Regions from separate parts of the Homo sapiens genome. Here region 2 is linked to region 1. A link is a contact called in ENCODE Hi-C or POLR2A ChIA-PET data. All regions are on one chromosome and are shown on one strand. The core of a region is the stretch at or near the end of the contact, and the rest is flanking DNA. Distances in the headings are between cores, read along the strand shown.

Region 1 (3,322 bases), core at 532-3,031:
TTTTTTTTTAGATGGAGTTTTTTGCTCTTGTTACCCAGGTTGGAGCGCAATGGTGTAATCTTGGCTCACTGAAACCTCCACCTGCCGGGTTCAAGCAATTCTCCTGCCTCAGCCTCCCAAGTAGCTGGGATTACAAGCATGTGCCACCGTGCCTGGCTAATTTTGTATTTTTAGTAGAGACAGGGTTTCACCATGTTGGTCAGGCTGGTCTCAAACTCCGACTTCAGGTGATTCACCCACCTTGGCCTCCCAAAGTGCTGGGATTATAGGTGTGAGCCACCGCACCTGGCTTTATTGGTCCATTTTTTAAAAAACAATACAGAAGTATATCAAGTTAAAAAACAGAACAAAACAGTTTTCTATATTTACCCTTTATGAAAAGCCCATTTGAATGGAATGTTTGCTGTTAAATTTGGTATGTGTCCTACTTTTGGTACATAGTAGATTTACTAGTAATTTTTATTTTATTTTTTTTTTTTTGTGCAACTGGATATTCCAAATGAATTGAAAAGCATCATAAATGTAAACACTGTAATATTTTTAAAAAATAGTTTTAAAAATTGGTGTCTTGAACATTGAAAATATTTAATTATAATATAAAAGTGTTATTTTATTATTAGCCTGGCTAATATTTGGCTCCTAAAATAATTCTTCCTAGATAAACATTGAAAAGTTATTAAACTGTTATACATATAAACTTAGGATCTCAGACTATGCAAGAATTTAGTTCATGTCGTTTATATTGGTAGGTAAGTATAGCCTCTGATATATCATTAGATTTATCTGAGCTCTTACTCCAAATATTTTTTTAAATAAAATTAGAGTTTTCAATTTTACGTTGAACATTTGGCCACTACAATATAGTAAACCTTACCAAAGTTTTCTTCAATTGTACTTTTCTAAAGGAGTTAAATAAGATTACTACTCAGTTGGATCAGGTCACTGCAAAGTTACAAGACAAGCAAGAACATTGCAGTCAGCTGGAAAGTCATCTTAAAGAATATAAAGAGAAATACCTCTCTTTAGAACAGAAAACCGAAGAGCTAGAAGGTCAAATTAAGGTTTGTATAAAAGAAGTTGAATTTAGTCATATTTTCTACTTCAGTAGCAATGGAATCTCATGACCTACATGGAATCAAAGATTTTTAGTTAACAAAGAAAGGTGAAGTTGTGGTATAAAATTTTTAAAAAATTGCTTGTAATTTTTCATGTCTTAAGTTTGAATTCTATCTTTATTTTTAATGTCTCCCTTAATGAGCATCTTTTATAAATGACAGTCAACTTACATACTGATTCCATTGTAATGTGTTACTTTTTCCAAAGACAGATAACCAGGTATCTACTCTACCATTACAAGGAACTTCTCAATTTTTTGTTGTGAAGTCTCTTCTGTTCCTTCATTCTTCCATCTCTTACCAACTTACTCCAATATCACATTTCAGATATGGTAGACTTTTCCTTTTTAGAACTTTATACCCTTTGGATTTTGCTTCTAATTTAAAAACACATTGAGACTATGATAAACTGTATCTTACTTTAACACAACTCCATATGAATGTGTTGATTTACTGAAGAGATAAGATGATTAGACATCTCAGAAGGATTTGACCTGAGTTTTTGTGTCCTTCAAATTAGAACCGCTTGCTGCTTAACTGCCTTTGGCTAAAAATAAAAAAAAAAAAAATTTTTAAAAATTGAGCTACTATCAGTTAAACAAAAACTTCTCAAGTTACTATATATGTAACTTATACTTCCTCAACCCGGTGAAGCGTGTGTGTATAAGTTTAGAGTCATGAAATGAATATATGTACATACATACCAATATAGTATGGGGGAATAATTACATTTACAATTCTGTTTATAGGTTCCTTTTTCTTTATGACAAACGATAATAGCAAAGGCAAGGTACTTTAGGCATGGTTAAAAATAACAGAAGTATTATTTTACTGAAAAGTGTCTAATGAGAATTCTTTTTGGGTACCTATTAAAAATAGTGGTTATTTAGAACTGAGTTTTTATTGTGATTATCAGCTCTAACACTTTGTAATTATCATTTTAGGGAGTATCATATTTTTTATATAGACATGTATAATTAATTTAGCTACATCAAATATCTTTTATTTAATGAATATTTTCAGTGTAGGTCAATGGTAAGGGCTACAGATACCAATCAGTTTATAAAATATTTAGTGTGCAAAATCACTACCACTGCAAGGAAATGCATTGTGTAAAGCTTTTCAAACTTATATTCAACAGTTTGATTTTGTAAGTTTGTAAAAATACACACATAATTACATGTATACATGTGAGATGCAAACTATATTCTGAAGAACAACAATGTCATCTAGTCCAAGAGATTAAAGAAGCAAAATCAGGAACTTAATTGGCTTTATATTTAGGATCAATAGGTGTTAATGAGAAGGAGTACGTGAGAACTTCATTTTAGTTTTAAATATCTTATAATTACATCAGTGTTTTTAACTGTGACTATAAAAGATAATATGTTTTAAGTGAGTAGATCAGTGAACCTGTTAACTTATTTTTTCATACTTGAGTTAATAACTTTTACTGAGATAATAACTATTTATGTTTCTATGTTTCTTTTAAGTTGATTGTTTCATTCAGAATTAATTTTTTTTTTTTTTGAGATGGAGTCTCATTCTGTTGCCCAGGCTGGAGTGTAGTGGTGCGATCTCAGCTCGCTGCAACCTCTGCCTCCCAGGTTCAAGCCGTTCTCCTGCCTCGGCGTCTTGAGTAGCTGGGACTTCAGGCACCGGCCACCACGCCTGGCTAATTTTTTTTTTTTTTTTTTTTTTAGTAGAGATAAGGTTTCACCATGTTGGCCAGGCTGGTCTCGAACTTCTGACCTCAAGTGATCTGCCTGCCTCTGCCTCCCAAGGTGCTGGGATTACAGGTGTGAGCCACCGCGCCCAGCCCAGAATTAATTTTAAACACCAACACTTAGTGGCAGTCTATCATGTATAAAGCTTTCTGCTGGGTCTTCTGAAAGATTTTAAAATAAATAACACCCTTAGTAATGGTTTCAGAATATGTTTTTTATTATAATAAATTTTTTTTTGTATGTCACACCTGTTTGAATATAAACAAAAATGTTATAGTATTTAATAATAGATTGATAATTACTAATATTAAAATGGCTGCCATATCATATTTCTTTCATAGAAACTAGAAGCTGATAGTCTTGAAGTTAAAGCAAGCAAGGAGCAGGCTTTGCAAGATCTACAACAGCAAAGACAGCTGAACACAGATTTAGAGCTCAGAGCCACAGAATTGAGTAAACAACTTGAAATGGAGAAGGAAA
Region 2 (3,322 bases), core at 551-3,050, 160 kb before region 1:
TTTTTGTATTTTTGTAGAGATGGGGTTTTGCCATGTTGCCCAGGCTGATCTTGAACTCCTGAACTCAAGGAATCCTTTTGTGTTGGCCTCCCTAAGTGCTGGGATTACAGGTGTGAACTCACTGTGCCCCACTGTAACAACTTTTTTTCTTCATTAAGCATCCAGATGTCTTGAGTATTTTGAAGTCTCAAACATCCTCCCCCTACCCCACTCATATGAAGAGCATATGACCCAAATGAAGCCAGAAATTTGAATCTAGAACATAAAGACACACAGATAGAAGACTGGGGTTGATGGACACAGCACTGTGGCTCATGCCTGTAATCCCAATACTTTGGAAGGTTGAGGCAGGAGGATTGCTGGGCAATTTAGCGAAATCCTGTCTCTACAAAAAATAAATTTTAAAAAACTAGCCAGGCGTGGTGGCATGCACCTATAGTCCTAGTTGCTCAAGAAGCTGAGGCAAGAGATTTTCTTGAGCCCAGGAGTTCAGGGATGCAGTGAGGCATGATAGGGTTACTGCACTCCTGTCTGGGCAACAGAGCAAGAGCCTGTCTCAAAAAAAAAAGAAGACTGGATTGAGTCATTGAGTCATTTTCTTGGCAGCATCCAAAATGTACTGATTCAGGAATTTCTGGTACTGAAGCCCCTGGAGATCCCCTAGTCTGGTTCTTTTTGAGCCTGATTTGTTCTTTTTGTTGCTTGAATACTGTGTTTTCTTGTATTATTCCAATCAGTTCTTTATTGCTTAAATTAGTCAGAATCTATGTCTGTTGTTTGCAAGCAAAGGACCATAACTGAGATAAGTGACAATGTGAAAGTGGTGCTGTGTTCTGGGCCAGATTCTTTTGAGCTGAGCCTGCTTGCAGACTGTGGGATGACCCAATGCTCCCACAATTTTCTTTAGTAATTCTGCTGTGCAACCTCTGATCTTACTGTGTACAATATGCTGAAATACCACTTGTCCCTCACTTGGTGCAAAAACATTACATTATGTATTATGTTCACATTTGTTTTTTTCTTATGAGTCTGTGTGGATAAAAGTAGTGGTATTGATGCCCATAAGAAACCATTTTGATCATAAAAGTAAATAACATCCTTCAGTTATAAAGTGACCATTCAAATGATCCAAAATATGCTTCTATTAATTTTGACATTATCATTGAATGAAAGCACATGGCTTTAAAAAAAAACAATTTGTGGCAAAGGATTTTCAGATCCTTAAAGGTAGATTGGAGAAATCTTGCCCTGGGTATTAGAGACTATTGTGATACATCTATTTTTCTTAGTTCACAGACTTCATCTTTCTCCCTGATACCTCAGTGATGATCAGGTCCAGGTTTAACAAATGTGTAGCTGAGCGTCATATGTTTAAAAAATTAACATGCAAGGACATGAGCAGAAAATTCACAAAAAGGGAAGTCCAAATAAATGGTCAATAAATACAGGAAAATATGTTTAGTCTCAGTAGTGAGCAAAGATGTTTAATGTATTAGTCAGGATGGTGTAGATAATGCTGCCATAACGCTCAACCCTAAGTCTCAGTGGCTTACAACAAAGAAGTCATATTTTTTGTTCATACTCATCATGCCTTACTTAGAGTCTTTATTCCATGTTGTTCTATCAAACTGAACAGAGTATGTTTATGTTAATCAATTATGGGACCCAGGCCATTTTCTGAAACATTGTTGGTAATCAATTGCAGAAGTGAAAGAGAACTCTGAAAGGTCTTGCTCAACCCAGAAGTGACACATACCATTGCTATTCACAACTCAATGACCAGACCAGGTCACATGGCCCCGCTTAACCTCAAGGGCCATAAAATTAAATCTCTTTTTTGTTTGTTTTTGTTTCTGAGACAGAGTCTCGCTCTGTTGCCCAGGCTGGAGTGCAGTGGTGTGATCTCGGCTCACTGCAAACTCAGCCACCCAGGTTCAAGCGATTCTCGTGCCTCAGCCTCCCTAGTAGCTGGGACTACAAGCATGTGCCACCACGCCCAGCTAATTTTTTTTGTATTTTTAGTAGAAAGGGGGTTTTGCCATGTTGCCCAGGCTGGTCTCAAACTCCTGAGCTCAGGCAATCTGCCTGCTTTAGCCTCCCAAAGTGCTAGGATTACAAGTATGAGCCACCATGCCCAGCTCATAAAATTAAATCTTATCATGTGCTTGGGGGGAGCATTAATGACTATAACATACAATCAAAACAATAAGTTATTATTTTTCAGCTACCAGATTGGCAACTTTAAAAAAATAGCTAAAACGTTTTTTAAACAAAAAAGTTAAAATATAGAGACGGGGGCCGGGCGCGGTGGTTCACGCCTGTAATCCCAGCACTTTGGGAGGCCGAGGCAGGTGGATCATGAGGTTATGAGTTCAAGACCAGCCTGGCCAAGATGGTGAAACCCCATCTCTACTAAAACTACAAAAATTAGCTGGGTGCAGTGGCAGGCGCCTGTAATCCCAGCTACTCAGGAGGCTGAGGCAGGAGAATCGCTTGAACCTGGGTGGCGGACGTTGCAGTGAGCGGAGATCACGCCATTGCACTCCAGCCTGGGCAACAAGAGCAAAAACTCTGTCTCAAAAAAAAAAAAAAAAAAAAAAAAAAAAATATATATATATATATATATATATGGAATGAGAGAGAGAGATGGGGTCTCCGTATGTTGCCTAGGCTGATCTGAAACTCCTGGACTCAAGGGATCCTCCCACCTCAGCCTCCCAAAGTGTTGGGATTATAGATGTAAGCCACTGCACCCAGCCCAGCTAAAATCTTGTCTCATCAAATGTGTATAAACATCTATAAATTGGGAATGAAAGTTTATACGTAATTTCTGGGGGCAATTTGACAGTATACACAAATGCATATGCACACACACACACACAGAGTGCATACTCTTTACCCTGCAATTCCATTTCTAGGAATTCAACCTAAGGAGATATTTATACAATTGTGGAAAGATAAGTTTACAAAAGCATTTATTGAAGCATTTTATATAACAGTTGAAAATGGATACAACCCAGCCGGGCGCGGTGGCTCATGCCTGTAATCTCAGCACTTTGGAAGGCCGAGGTGGGTGAATCACCTAAGGTCAGGAGTTCGAGACCAGCCTGGCCAACATGGTGAAACCTCATCTCTACTAAAAATAGAAAAATTAGCCAGGTGTGATGGCGCATGCCTGTAATCCCAGCTACTTGGGAGCCTGAGGCAGGAGAGTCGCTTGAACCCAGGAGGCAGAGGTTGCAGTGAGCTGAGATCACGCCACTGCACTCCAGCCTGGGCGACAGTGAGACTCTGTCTCAAAAAAAAAAAAAAAAAGAAGAAA

What was found. Hi-C counts contacts between places; a loop is a spot of excess contacts on that map. ChIA-PET counts read pairs that join two places held with the same protein, here RNA polymerase II (POLR2A). Pooled maps may share reads with other maps.
Region 2: a loop to region 1 is called in a pooled map, with 2.5 times the contacts of the local background. The contact joins two enhancer-like sites. A Hi-C loop is called at or near these places in 10 of 168 maps with a recorded cell type or tissue (CD4-positive, alpha-beta T cell, CD4-positive, alpha-beta memory T cell, CD8-positive, alpha-beta T cell and 6 more), 18 of 37 single-sample maps with no recorded cell type and 14 of 50 pooled maps. POLR2A ChIA-PET finds 5 or more read pairs at or near these places in 3 of 52 experiments (GM12878, WTC11 and activated CD4-positive, alpha-beta T cell).

What each region holds. Positions count from the first base shown.
Region 1 is chr12:92,809,018-92,812,339 of GRCh38, reverse strand. EEA1 (early endosome antigen 1) reads left to right here. Exons shown (of 29, transcript NM_003566.4): 17 at 906-1,061; 18 at 3,184-3,322. Among named protein-coding and RNA genes, the nearest start is that of PLEKHG7, 110 kb to the right of the region's middle. Within about 2 kb of position 1,781, at least 2 of the 41 ENCODE cell types and tissues checked have a DNase peak (open chromatin) inside an H3K27ac peak, as active enhancers do; they include GM12878, where a contact is called at or near this core.
Region 2 is chr12:92,969,594-92,972,915 of GRCh38, reverse strand. No RefSeq gene overlaps it. Among named protein-coding and RNA genes, the nearest start is that of LINC02413, 19 kb to the left of the region's middle. RefSeq lists enhancers at 1,555-1,604, 2,085-2,154. Within about 2 kb of position 1,800, at least 10 of the 41 ENCODE cell types and tissues checked have a DNase peak (open chromatin) inside an H3K27ac peak, as active enhancers do; they include GM12878, where a contact is called at or near this core.